Regions from separate parts of the Homo sapiens genome. Here region 1 is linked to region 2. A link is a contact called in ENCODE Hi-C or POLR2A ChIA-PET data. All regions are on one chromosome and are shown on one strand. The core of a region is the stretch at or near the end of the contact, and the rest is flanking DNA. Distances in the headings are between cores, read along the strand shown.

Region 1 (6,633 bases), core at 2,157-4,656, 100 kb before region 2:
AAAAAATACAAAAAATACAAAAAATTAGCCAGGCATGGTGGCGGGCACCTGTAATCCCAGCTACGTGGGAGGCTGAGGCAGGAGAATCGCTTGAACCCAGGAGGCAGAGGTTGCAGTGAGCCAAGACCGTGCCATTGCACTCCAGCCTGGGCAACACGAGCCAAACTCTGTCTCAAAAATAATAAAATAAAAAATAAAAGCTAACATTTGGCTGGGGACAGTGGCTCACGTTCGTAATCCCAGCACTTTGGGAGGCTGAGATGGGTGGATTGCCTGAGGTCAGGAGTTTGAGACAAGCCTGGCTAACATGGTGAAACCCCGTCTCTACTAAAAAAATACAAAAGTTAGTCAGGTGTGGTGGCACACGTCTGTAGTCTCAGCTCCTGGAGAGGCTGAGGCAGGAGAATCACTTGAACCCGGGAGGCAGAGGTTGCAGTGAGCAGAGATTGTACCATTGCACTCCAGCCTGGGAGACGGAGTGATTCTGTTGCAAAAAAAAAAAAAAAAAAAAAAAAAAAAAGCTAACATTTGTTGAGTGCTATGTGTATTATTATTTGTTGCAAAATCCTACTTCTCCAATAGTTATTTTATTAACTCCCTTTGACAGAGCTAAAAACTGAGGCATAGAGAGGTTAACTAACTTGCCCGAGGTCATATAGTTGGCAGAGTCTGGATTCAAACCCAGGTAACCTGCCTGCACGTTCAGTGCCACCTCTCGCCTCCTACTTGACGTCTCCACTTGGCTATCTTAAAGGCATCTGAAACTTGACGCAGCTAAGCTAGAAAGTGTAAGAACAAAATTTTTTCCAGCTCTCCTTATCTCCATACATTCCATTAGGCCCCTGGATGCTCAAGCTAAGAATCCAGTAGATTTGTGAATTTCCATCTTCTCTGCTGGCCAAAATCCAGTCCCTCAGCAAGTCCTCTTGGTTCTACCATCTTAACCCAAGTCCCCATCATCTCTTGCCAGGACCACTTATAAAAATCTTTCATCTGGACCTGCTGCTTCCCTTCTGAGTCCCTCAAAACAATTCTCCATACGCAGCCCCGGCAAGCTTTTAAGGAATGTAATTCAGATCTTCTCACTCCTTGCTTACAGCCCTTCAGTATTGTCCTGTCTTTCTTTTTTCTTTTCTTTTTTTTTTTGAGATGGGGTGTTGTTCTGTTGCCCAGGCTGGAGTGCAGTGGCACAGTCTTGGCTCACTGCAACCTCCACCTCCTGAATTCAAGCAATTCTGTCTCAGCCTCCCGAGTAGCTGGGACTACAAGCGCATGCCACTACACCCGGCCAATTTTTATATTTTTAGTAGTGATGAGGTTTCACCGTATCGGTCAGGCTGATCTCGAACTCCTGACCTCAGGTGATCCACCCACCTAGGCCTCCTGAAGTGCTGGAATTACAGGTGCGAGCCACCGCTCCTGGCCTGTCCTGTTTTTCTTAAAAGGAAATTTGCACTCTCTCTCATGGTTAGGTTCACAAAGTCCTTCCTGGTTTGGCTCCTGGCTACTCCTCCACCAGCAGTACATCCTGTCTCCCCCAACTCAGTTCCTCTAATCACATCACACCCTTTCCTTCAGAGTCTTGGTATTTGGTGTCTCCTCTTTCTGAGATGTTTTTCCTCCTAGTTTTTGCCTGGTTAGCTCCTTTGGCTTCCAGCTCAAAAGTCACTATTAGGGGTACAGTCTTTTCTTTTCTTTTTCTTCTTTTTTGAGACCAAGTCTCGCTTTGTTGCCCAGGCTGGAGTGCATTGGTGCGATCTCCACTCACTGCAAGCTCCGCCTCCTGGGTTCACACCATTCTCCTGCCTCAGCCTCCTGAGTAGCTGGGACTACAGGCACCCGCCACCACACCCAGCTAATTTTTTGTATTTTTTAGTAGAGATGGGGTTTCACTGTGTTAGCCAGGAAGGTCTCGATCTCCTGACCTTGTGATCCACCCACCTCGGCCTCCCAAAGTGCTGGGATTACAGGCGTGAGCCACCACGCCCGGCCATAGGGGTACAGTCTTTTCTAGTCATGGTCTCCATGGAGAGGAATTGTCCCTAAACGCCCCTGGCCTCTGCTCATCCTCTTAGGATTGGAACAACTAGGACTGAAGGAGTGCCTGGGACATGGAACTCTTGCTGCTAACATTGGAAAAGCCCCTGGTAAACTGGGATGAATGCTTGCTCTCGGGGCAACAGCCACTGAACCGTTTTCGTCAACTAGGTAGAGGTAATCTATAAAAAAATTATAATCCTAGGCTGGGCGTGGTGGCACATGCCTGTAATCCCAGCATTTTGGGGCCGAGGAGGGAGGATCATTTGAGCCCAGGATTTTGAGATCAGCCTGGGCAAGATGGCAATGTCCTGTCTCTATAAAAAATAAAAAAACTAGCTGGGTGTGGTGGTATGCACCTGTAGTCCCAGCTACTCGGGAGACTGAGGTGGGACGATCGCTTGAACCTGGGAGGTCGAGGCTGCAGTCAGCCGTGATGGAACCATTGCACTCCAGCCTGAATGACAGACTGAGACCGTCTCAAAAAAAAAAAAAAATCTAAACCTAAAGTATTTATTTACTTACTTATTTATTTAGAGACAGAGTCTCGCTTTGTCACCCAGGCTGGAGTGGGGTGGCTCAACCTCTGCCTCCCAGGTTTAAGAAATTCTCCTGCCTCAGCCTCTAGAGTAGCTGGGATTACAGGCGTGAGGCACTGTGCTCAGCCCTTTTGTTGCTTTTTTTTTTCGTCTTATTTTTCAGTTGGTTTAGAATGTGGACAGAAAAGTACTTGGATATCTTCAAGAACTTGAGAGCCATCTTCTCAGAACAGCCTTCCTATATGCTCCTAATACACACTTACTCCACATCACATCTCTGCTTACGTCCTTTATCATTATTATAATCCATAATTATCTTTTTTCTTTTTTATTGACTGCCTTTTCCATGAAGCTTTCCAGGGCAGAGCCCATGTTGATTTCATTCACCACTCCTGTATCTCCAGGGTCTAGCACAGTGCCTGGTAAGTACTCAATAAATGTTTGTTGACTGACTGACTGACTGGCTATGACCTTTTCCAAGGGAGAAATGCCATTTTCATTGAGAAGCCAGAGTGACATCACCTTGCCCATAATGAGCTAGCTGTTGATTCTCATAACTGTAAGACATAGATTCCAGGCTTGGTGCGGTGGCTCACGCCTGTAATCCCAGCACTTTGGGAGGCTGAGTTAGGAAGGTCACTTGAGGTCAAGAGTTCAAGACCAGCCTGGCCAACAGGGTGAAATCCCATCTCTACTAAAAACAAAAATTAGCCAGGCTTGTAATCCCAGCTACTGGGGAGGCTGAGGCAAGAGAATTGCTTGAACCCGGGAGGCAGAAGTTGCAGTGAGCTGAGATTGCACCATTGCACTCCAGCCTGGGTGAAGAGGCAAGACTTTGTCTAAAAAAAAAAAAAAAAAAATTCAGCTGACTAAGAGAACAGGATATGCAGAAATCTTACTTACTTCCTATTCTTAAAATCTTATTGTTCTAAAACTTGGCCTGAAAATGAAAATCACAGAAAAAACTAATAATAGTTTTAACCTTCGTGCTGGTTGGTATGGCTTCTGGCCAGCTTGAGCAAGGGTCATCTATTATGGACAGGATTTAATTTCAGCTGAAGTAGACATAGACTCCACTTGCCATAGGATAAGGAGTAATTTTTTTTTTCTTTACAATTCTAATATCTTCCTAGACAGGACTCAAGGTTATCTCTGGAAGGAGAAGCATAATTTATTTGGTCAAATTTGAGCCCTTTCTTTCCTTCTGTTTGGTGCTGGCAAAGTAAACCAGAAGATTACAGCCAAGACTGAGGTCCTAAACCTGTGTACAAGCACTGTTCTTCCTAGACAGCAATGGATGGGGATTGCTGAGGGCCACTTTATCATGGAACCTCTCATCTGTTGCTTGATGGAGTCTGATGCTGGTTCAGCAAAGACTGGCATGGACCTTGTGGTGGACTCCACACCATCCATACCTCCCCTCCCTACTGCAAGAATGCAATGCCAATAGGCAGTTTGGTCTGGCTCCTGAAGGTAGACCTGGATTAGTATCAGGCTAAACCAATCCCGGAAACCCTATTAGCTTAGCCAGTGATCAGCTTTAGGGAGAAGCAGGTTTAAATGACTGAATCAGCCAGTGAGATGCGATGAGGAGTTTGAAAGGGCTGTTGGAAAAGATGTTTCTTTGATTTTAACAGAGCCATGGGGAGCCATGAGGAGTCACTCCTGAACATGAACTAGGAAGCCTGGCTACTGGTGACCCTCCTATAACTCAAGGGCACTAGATTTAAGACACTGTGACTGGAAGTGTAGAGGGATGGAAAGAACCCGGGTCCCCGATGACAGTGTTGACTCACAGCACCTACAAACCTACACACCTTCCATTCTGCCCTATGTCTGTACTTCTGAGTATAGATGTCCGTGTTTAGATCACTTTGAGTTGAGCTTCCTGCTACTTGCAATGAAAAAAAATTCTGATACATTTTGAAGCAGGGTATTTCCCTGACCCCTTCATTGGCAGGAACTGGAATGCAGGGGCGCTGGAACTAGCCAGCCACTTTGGCGCTGGCAGGGGCCATTCCACTCACTTGGACCTGCTGTGTTCCACCCCTTATGGGAGGCGGAGCATGCAGGTGAGCGGGTGCAGGAGCTGGGGCAAGTGCTTTTGGGCACCTGAAGGAGCAAAACTTTGTGTGGGCCCCGCAGCAGCATCTGGTGAGGGTGCCTGCAACCCCTGAAGCCCCAGAAGGGGTGTTACAATGCCCTTTTAGCTTTGCTGTGGACAGCTTAAGTGTTAACAGCTCAGTGGAGGGTCAGTGTGACAGGCTTTTGTACCCGCACTTGTGGTACCCAAGTTCTTGTCCAGTGTCCAGGAGGAATGAGGTAGCACAAATGAATTGAAGATGGTAAATGCATGGAAATTTATTGCCAATGAAAGTGACTCTCAGTGGGAAGAGGAGCTGAAAGGAGGATGGAGCAAGAAGGTAATCTTCCCCTGAAGTCCAGCCGTCCCTGGCTGGACTCCTCTTCAAAGCTACACCATGAAGCTGTCCCTCTGAAGTCAAGCCACTTATTTCTGCCGTCCAACCGTAGTCTCCAATATCCAGCTGCTTCTCCACTCTCTGCTGGCTGAGCTTGGTTTTTTTTTTTAGACTGAGTTTTGCTCTATCACCTAGGCTGGAGTGTAGTGGCGCGATCTTGGCTCAGTGCAACCTCCGCCTCCTGGGTTGAAGTGATTCTCGTGCCTCAGCCTCCTGAGTAGCTGGGATTACAGGCGCCCGCCACCATGCCTGGCTAATTTTTGTATTTTTAGTACAGGTGGGGTTTCGCCATGTTGGCCAGGCTGGTCTTGAACTCCTGACCTCAAGTGATCTGCCCGCCCTGGCCTCCAAAAGTGCTAGGGTTACAGGCTACTGTGCCCAGCTGAGCCTGGGGTTTTCATGGGCACAGGATGGGGGGTGGGCCATGGGTAGTTATGGAAAAGGCAACTTTCAAGAGGGCAAACAGGGATGTAAATGCTCACTTTGGGCCATAGTATCAGGCTTTTCAGCTCCAGGTGGGGAGCCCTCATTGGGGACCCACCCTCTTCTGCCCAGAATTTCTCTGCCTCCTTTCCTTAGCAATATCATAAATAAAATCAAGGTACTTTTGGCTGGGCACAGAGGCTCATGTTTGTAATTCCAGCACTTGGAGGGGCAGAAGTGGGAGAATCACTTGAGGCCAGGAGTTAGAGACCAGCATGACAAAACCCCATCTCTACTAAGAATACAAAAATTAGCTGGGTGTGGTGGCACACGCCTGTGATCCCAGCTACTCAGAAGGCTGAGGCACGAGAATCACTTGAACCTGCGACCATCTCAAAAAAAAAAAAATCAAGGTACCCTTTTTTTTTTTTTTTTTTTTGAGATGGAGTCTCGCTCTGTCACCCAGGCTGGAGTGCAGTGGCGCGATCTTGGCTCACTGTAACCTCTGCCTCCCCAGGTTCAAGCAATTCTCCTGCCTCAGATTCCTGAGTAGCTAGGACCACAAGTGCCTGCCACCATGCCTGGCTAATATTTTTGTACTTTTATTAGAGACGGGGTTTCACCATGTTGGCCAGGCTGGTGTCGAACTCCTGACCTTAGGTGATCCAAATGCCTTGGCCTCCCAAAGTGCTGGGATTACAGGCATGATTCATCACACCCAGCCAAGGTACCCTTTCTTCTTAAGCAGCTTTCTTATGATTATTTATCCATTTGAGAGCAAAATTATGGTTCAGTTTCGAACATGCTTAAGTTGCTGAAGATATAAATGTTAAATAAAATACTACTTTGGTTGGGTGTGATAGCTCACACCTGTAATCCCCACACTTTGGGAGGCCAAGGCAGGTGGATCATTTGAGGTCAGTTTGAGATCAGCCGGGCCAACATGGAGAAACCCTGTCTCTATTAAAAATACAAAAGTTAGCTGGGCACGGTGGTGTGCGCTTATAATCCCAGCTACTCGGGAAGCTGAGGCAGGAGAATTTCTTGAACCTGAGAGGTGGAGGTTGCAGTGAGCTGAGATCGTGCCACTGCAATCCAGCCTGGGTGACAGAACAAGACTCTGTCTCAAAAAAAACAACAACAACTAAAAAAAC
Region 2 (7,427 bases), core at 829-3,328:
TTTGAGACAGTCTCGCTCTGTTGCCCAGGCTGGGGTGCAGTGGTGTGATCATAGCTCACTGCAACCTCAGACTCCTGGGCTCTTGGGATCCTCCCACCTCAGCCTCCCAAGTAACTGGGCCTACAGGTGCAAGCCACTGCACACCCAGCTAATCTTTTTTTTTTTTTTTTTTTAGACGGAGTCTCGCTCTGTCCCCCAGGCTGGAATGCAGTGGCGCGATCTCGGCTCACTCCAAGCTCTGCCTCCCGGGTTCACGCCATTCTCCTGCCTCAGCCTCCCGAGTAGCTGGGACCACAGGCACCCACCACCACGCCTGGCTAATTTTTTGTATTTTTAGTAGAGACGGGGTTTCACCGTGTTAGCCAGGATGGTCTTGATCTCCTGACCTCATGATCCGCCCGCCTCAGCTTCCCAAAGTGCTGGGATTAGAGGCGTGAGCCACCGCGCCCAGGCTGCACCCAGCTAATCTTTTAAAGATTTTTTGTAGAAGCCAGGCTCGGTGGCTCATGTCTATAATGCCAGCACTTTGGGAGGCTGAGGTAGGCAGATCACATGAGGTCAGGATTTTGAGACCAGCCTGGCCAACATGGCAAAACCCTGTCCCTACTAAAAATACAAAATAAAATTAGCTGGACATGGTGGCACGCACCTGTAGTCCCAACTACTCGGGAGGCCGAGGCAGGAGAATCACCTGAGACTGGAAGGCAGAGGTTGCAGTGAAACGAGATTGCGCCACTGCACTCCAGCCTGGGCGACAGAGGGAAAGAGCGAGACCCCATCTCCAAAAAAAAAAAAAAAAAAAAAAAAAAAAATTTAAAGAGATGGGGTCTTACTTTATTGCCCAGGCTGGTTTTGAAGTCCAGGCCTCAAGCAATTCTCCTACCTCAGTCTCCCAAAGTGCTGGGATTACAGGCATTTGCCACTGTGCCCAACAAAACTTATTTTCCGAAGAGTTTGATTGGGAAGCGTTTCCCCAGGAGGCTGCACCTGGGGTCTCTCAGCCAGGTCCTGAGGATGACCATCCCCAGAGCCGGGTGGTGAGGAGGGGGCTGCTTCCGGGGGCACAGTCCTGCAGCCGATCCAATTGATTTAATGACCTAATCCTCACCACAGGAAGCTGGAGGCTTTCCCAGCCCTGGGATTCTGAGGGGATGCAGCAAACTCAGTTCAGGAAGCTTGTTTGTTTGAACCAATTATAGAGGCTTTAATGAGGGAAAGCTATGGAGGGAATGGGGCAAGGGGAGAAGAGCTGGAGAGAGAGGTGCCTGTTGAGAAGATCTGGGTGACCCTCAGGCAATGGGAGGGCCGGGCCATGCCCAGGCCTGCCTCTGAGGATGAGGCTTGTCCTTGTGGGAATGGGGTGGCGTGAACATGTCAGTGTGGTTCAGAGTGAAGGGACCTTATGTACCTTGTGGAGAAACGTGAGTGCCCCCCACCCCCGCCAAAAATAGCACTGTGTCAGTTTTCCCCCTTTCTTCTTGAAGTACTTTTAAATTTCCTAATGTAATTAAAATTTTAAGCTGTGACCCTGCAAAGAGCTGGCATAGCTTTTGACAGCGGGATTGATGGAGCTTCCATAGGTCAAAATTTCCAGTCTGATCGCACTCTCTGGAGGTGACCCGCACTCTCTGGAGGTGACCCATGCTCTCCAGAACCTCTGGGCCAGGCTCCATCCCTGGAATTACTAGGTCTGGAAGTGGTCCCTTCCTGACAGAAATGCAAATTAATTTGCCTTTTGGGGACTTAGTCAGCTTGCTGGGGATCTCTCTGGTGTCCCAGGAGAGAAAAAGCGTTCCTCTACCTCCAGTTGACACAGAGGATCTTTTGATGCCTTTGCTCAGGAAGCTTCCTGCCAGGTGCACAGCCCATGGGGAAGGTCGGTCAGGCCTGGGAGGCCTCATACCCAGGAGTGAGGGGGCGCTTGTACCCATGCAAGAGCTAGGATTCCAGCCCTTCCATTGGCTTATAAATAGAAGAAGGCTCTGGATTCTGCATTAGTAACCCCTCTGGAACCTGCCAGAGGCTGAAGGTAATGAGTCAGACTGAATTAAAGGAAGATCCGTGGCTGGATTTTGTAGGCGTGCTGGTTCCTGACTTCAGGTCTCAGGCTCTGACTTGGCCAGGTTCCAGGGCTCCAGCTGTTCTCTGGGAAGAAAAAAGAACCTCTTTTAAAATTAAGCCGAAAGATGCCTTTCTTTTCTTCTGTCCTTGTCCCCCCACTGTGCAGAGAGAAAACCTCCACCAGCACGTCCCCTTGGTTAGAACAGTAGAGCCTGAAGACATAGCCCAGGATCTTCAGTGTTCTGGGGCAGCCAAGGAAACTTCCTCAGGCTCCACATGCCTTCCTGTTTGCATTGTTTTCAGCTGAATTTCAAGAGGCTGTCAGAGCAGGCCTGCCAGGTACTCTTGCCTCTGTAAAAAGGTGGGTTTCACTCAATTCAGGACTGGAGAGACAACGAGATCTGGGCCAGAATCACAAGGATAAATATTTTAAACCAGAAGATGTAAACAGATGCCTCATGCCAATCCAGTTATAGGAACATGCAGGTTCCTCCAGCTCCTTGGTGTGTTAGGATTATCTGAAGTGAGGCCATGCAAAGGCTGGGGGGCACTTCCTTCATGGTTCCCATTCACTTCACCACTCGAGGAGCCCCAGTTGTGGCTAGCAGTGGTGTCTCACCTGTCCAGATTCTTCAGCACAGAGCCTTACAAGTTTTTCTAGGGTCCACAAAAATATTGGCCATGTGGGAAAAAAATATATCACTCCCTCTACTCTTGTGAGTTACGTGAGGATTACATTTAATAAGAGATGTGGGTTTGTTTTAGTATGTCTCTGAGAATAAGGTTCCCTGGGGCCTATAAAGGCCTTAAAACCACCCCCGGTCTGTCCTCAAAGAGCTTCCAGTCTGGTGGTGAACATTTCTCAGATATCCAGGTACAGTGTTGGGGCGGTGATGCGAGAAGAGGAAATGCAGGCGGATGTGCAGACACAGGCCTCGAGGCAGCCCAGAGAAGGTGTTGTAGAGCAGAGAACATCTGTGAGGCTTGGTCTCAGGAATCAGGGAGGGAAGGAAGTTCTAGGTGGAAAGCATAGCAGATGCAGAGGCCCAGAGATGTGGAGGGAGCCTGGTGCAATCGGCAGCTCCGAGATGGCCCCCTAGTAGGGCTTCTCACTCAGCTCTCCAGACGTGGGGCTGGATAATTATTGGTGGTGGGCACTGATCCTGGCCTCTACCCAGCAGGACCCTACTAGTCGTGACAATCAAAAATGTCTCTAGATATTGCCACATTTCTGCCGTGGGGCAGAATCGCCCCCATTGAGAGCCACGGCTGTAGAGGGAATATGAGGGTAAGCTTGGATCTGACCGCCTGCCTCAGTGCGTGGGAGGGACAGAAGGAGCCCTTTCTTTTTGCTTCCTGTCCAGCGTGCAGGTCCTGGGGAAGCTGTCTCCAGGCAGGTTTGTGCCTGTGCTGGAGCACTTTGGTGTGTGTGGCATGCCTGCTGGTGGCCTGCAGAGCTTGCTCTGAACAGGAGCCCCTTCATAGAAAGGAGGATGCCCCAGTGGTTCCAGGCGCCTCCCTCCCAGCCTGGTTGCCGTGTCAGTACCTTTCCTGCAGTAGGTAGGCGGCTCAGCTGGGTGCAGCATTGCATTCTGGCCATTGCGGGGCTGTATTGAATGAGGTCAGGTGGATTTGATTTAAATGCTCCCAGAACCTTCCGAAAGGGCCTTCATCAGAGAGCTCTGGACCTGGAACAGCGTGCACGGCACTGCTGTGAAGGGGACAGGCGGGCTACTCTGATCTCGGAGTGTGCATAGGGCAAACTGTTGAGAATTCCAGAATCACTCCCACGGCAGCAGACCTGTAGCCAGAGAGGAAAGGGTCCTCCTGCATTTGGGCTTCATGGCTGCCCCCACTGGAGGAGGGCTAGCTGTGGCTAACATGGGGTGGTCTGGGATGCGATGCAGATGGCACTGTGTGTAGACAGATGCAGGGCCTCTCCCCATCGCCTTACATTACCATTTCTTAATTTTTTTTTTTTTTGAGGCAGTCTTGCTCTGTCACCCAGGCTGGAGTGCAGTGGCGCGATCTCGGCTCACTGCAGTCTCTGCCTCCTGGGCTCAAGCGATTCTCCTGCCTCAGCCTCACACCCAGCTAATTTTTGGTATTTTTTAGTAGAGACGGGGTTTCACCATGTTTGCCAGGCTGGTCTTGAACTCCTGACCTCAGGTGATCCGCGCACCTCAGCCTCCCAAAGTGCTGGGATTACAGGCATGAGCCACCGCGCCCGGCCACCATGCCCAGCTTTTAAATTTTTTTTTTTATTTTTTGTAGAGATGGGGTTTCACCTTGTTGCCCAGGCTCAAACTCCTGGCCTCAAGTGATACTCCCACCTCAGCCTCCCAAAGCGTTGGGATTACAGGCATGAGCCACTGTGCCCAGACCATATTTTCTTTTTAAAAATTAATTAGCGGGGTGTGGTGGCTCATGCCTGTAATTCCAGCACTTTGGGAGGCTGAGGCAGGTGGATCACTTGAGGTTAGGATTTCAAGACCAGCCTAGCCAACATGGTGAAACCCCGTCTTTACTAAGAATACAAAAATTAGCTGGGTGTGGTGGTGGGTGCCTGTAATCCCAGCTATTAGGAGGCTGAGGCAGGATAATCACTTGAACCCGGGAGGCGGAGGTTGCAGTGAGCTGAGATCGCACCACTGCACTCCAGCCTGGGTGACGGTGTGAGACTCCATCTCAAAAATAATTAATTAATTTCTATTGGTATATAATAATTGTAAGCCTTATTTTCGAATTAATCTCTGATTGGCAGTGGGTTGGACTCTAGCCGTTTTTCTTTTTCCTGTAAGGTGGATTTTTCTTTTTCTTTTTTTTTTCTTGAGACGGAATCTTGCTCTTTTGCCAGGTTGGAGTGCAGTGGCGAGATCTCAGCTCACTGCAACCTCTGCCTCCTGGGTTCAAGCAATTCTCTTGCCTCAGCCTCCCGAGTAGCTGGGATTACAGGCGTGTGCCACCATGCCCAGCTAATTTTTGTAATTTTAGTAGAGACAGGGTTTTACTATGTTGGCGATCTCTTGACCTCCTGATCTGCCCGCCTCCACCTTCCAAAGTGCTGGGGTTACAGGCGTGAGCCACTGTGCCCGGCCCACATTTTTCTTTTAATTTCAGTTAAAATGGATAATGCGTCTGTCAACTCCTGAGCCAGAAGGGGCTGTTAGGAGAGAGGGAAAGCATGGCCTTGGATCCAGGCTTACCACTTATTACTCCATGGCCTCAGGCAGGTTACTTACCTTCTCTGAGCCTCAGTTTTGTCATCCATAAAATGGGAATAATTCCTACCTTGCAGGCTTGTGAGGGCTGACTGACTCTGCCACTCTGTGCCTGGACTTAGAAAATGCTGTGGTGACAACAGTAATTATTCTTCGGTAGCATCACCTGGCTTCAGGGAGCAGGAAGGAGCTTTGCATCAGGTTTGAATTGGGGTTGGTGACCTCAAGACACATTCCCCATCCCAGGCTTATCCCCTAAGAATGGGGCTGTGGCCTGCAAATGCCATGCCTCACTAGGAGGCCTGTTTTGTCCTAGCTCTGCTGGTGGAGTGCGGTTCGGGAATACCGAGCGTGGCTGTGGATGGAGGAGGCTGCAACGTGGAATATATTAATTAAGGCGGTTGCTCCTGAGGCCTGAGAGTCTGGGAGGTTGTTGCAGTTTAATTACTGAGAGTGGAGCGTGTGGAAATTCCCTCTGGCACTCCCTTTTTTGATGTCGCTAGAGGACCTGAGGTGCTACCTTGTGTGGGACTCTAGCAGGAGCTGCGGCAGGCCTCTGCCCCCCGTCCCCCTCGCTGGCTCAGAGTGACTTTTTACCCAGGTACTTGTATACTGGAGAGCAACAGGGCAGAGCGGTTGAGACCTTGAACAATCTGGGTTCCATCCTGCTCCGATGTGGACTAGCTGGGCCATGACAGGTGAGTTATGTCACCTCTGTGCACCATGGCATGCCCATTTGTAAAGCCCTGTAGGGACGTGTGTGGCGAAGACTGAATGATTCACTTACCTGAGAGTTGCCAATGGTGCAAGGCACAGAGTAAGCCAGAGTACGTGTCAGCTGCTTCTTTAAAGCAGTGCTCTCGACCTGGCAATTTTGTCCCCTACGGGACACATGGCAACGTCAGAAGATATATTCGATTCGATTGTCACAACTGGAGGGGGGCTGCTACTGGCATCTAGTGGGTGGAGGCCAGGAATGCCTCTCAGCTTCTGCAATGTGCAGACAGCCCTCCAGCAGAAACGCACCCAGTCTGAAATGTCAGCGGCACCCTGCTGAGAAGTGTTCCCAGTGATTCGGGGCAGCACTCAGACTGTGGAAGCAAGGTCCCCTCCCGCCTCTCTGTCCCTTATCATTCCTCTGAGCCAGCTGGGGACTGACGGGCAGCTGGGAGAGAAGAGGCGAGAAGCTGAGGGTATTAAAAGCCTTTGAATTCTTACTGTTTATTTTTACTCCCATCCCCCATACTGTAACAAAAAGCATTTACTTACATGGTCTGTGTCATTTTCTTATCTCATTAGTATAGTAACTAGAATTTATTGAGCCTTTGCTGTATACCAGGCACTCACTGGGCCAAGTGCTTTTTTTTTTTTTTTTCCTCAAGATGGAGTTTCACTCTTGTTGCCCAGGCTGGAGTGCAATGGCACAATCTTGGCTCACCACAACCTCTGCCTCCCAGATTCAAGCGATTCTCCTGCCTCAGCCTCCCAAGTACAGGCATGCACTACCAACACGGCTAATTTTGTATTTTTAGTAGAGACAGGGTTTCTCCATGTTGGTCAGGCTGGTCTTGAACTCCCAACCTCAGGTGATCCACCCGCCTTGGCCTCCCAAAGTTCTGGGATTACAGGTCTGAGCCACCGCACCTGTCCTCTTTTTTTTTTTTTTTAGAGACAGGGTCTTGCCCTGTCACCTAGGCTGGAGTTTAGTGGCATGATCACTGCTCACTGCAGCCTTGATTTTCCAGGCTCAAGCGATCCTCCCACCTCAGCCTCCAGAATAACTGTGACTGCAAGTGCACGCCACCACACCTAGCTAACTTTTGTATTTTTTGTAGAGACGGAGTCTCATTATGTGCCCAGGCTTCAAGTGCTTTCTTTGCATGTTATCTCATTTTCACAACCTGCCCTTGAGGTAGGTGCTGTTATCACCCCCTTTCTACAGAAAAGGAAACAAAGGCTCAGAGATGGAAAAACCTCTTAAAGTCTAAAATTCAGCTCGTGATTGTCCCCCAAAATTGTTCCACTTGCTTCTCCCCATCTCAATTGATAGGAATGTCGACCTTCAGCCACTTAGACTGAAAACCCGGGAGCCGTCACCATTGCCCCCACATCCCACAGTGCGCTCCCTGTTGTCTGCCTGTGCCA

What was found. Hi-C counts contacts between places; a loop is a spot of excess contacts on that map. ChIA-PET counts read pairs that join two places held with the same protein, here RNA polymerase II (POLR2A).
Region 1: a loop to region 2 is called in a map of astrocyte of the cerebellum, with 10 times the contacts of the local background. The contact joins two enhancer-like sites. A Hi-C loop is called at or near these places in 2 of 168 maps with a recorded cell type or tissue (astrocyte of the cerebellum and endothelial cell of hepatic sinusoid). POLR2A ChIA-PET finds 5 or more read pairs at or near these places in 2 of 52 experiments (AG04450 and Panc1).

What each region holds. Positions count from the first base shown.
Region 1 is chr1:9,987,989-9,994,621 of GRCh38, reverse strand. It overlaps a transcript of NMNAT1 not described here. Among named protein-coding and RNA genes, the nearest start is that of RBP7, 5.9 kb to the left of the region's middle. RefSeq lists a silencer at 3,057-3,351. Within about 2 kb of position 3,406, at least 4 of the 41 ENCODE cell types and tissues checked have a DNase peak (open chromatin) inside an H3K27ac peak, as active enhancers do.
Region 2 is chr1:9,885,167-9,892,593 of GRCh38, reverse strand. The region is part of intron 1 of CTNNBIP1 (catenin beta interacting protein 1); the gene reads left to right. Among named protein-coding and RNA genes, the nearest start is that of CTNNBIP1, 21 kb to the left of the region's middle. RefSeq lists an enhancer at 5,213-5,801. Within about 2 kb of position 2,078, at least 17 of the 41 ENCODE cell types and tissues checked have a DNase peak (open chromatin) inside an H3K27ac peak, as active enhancers do.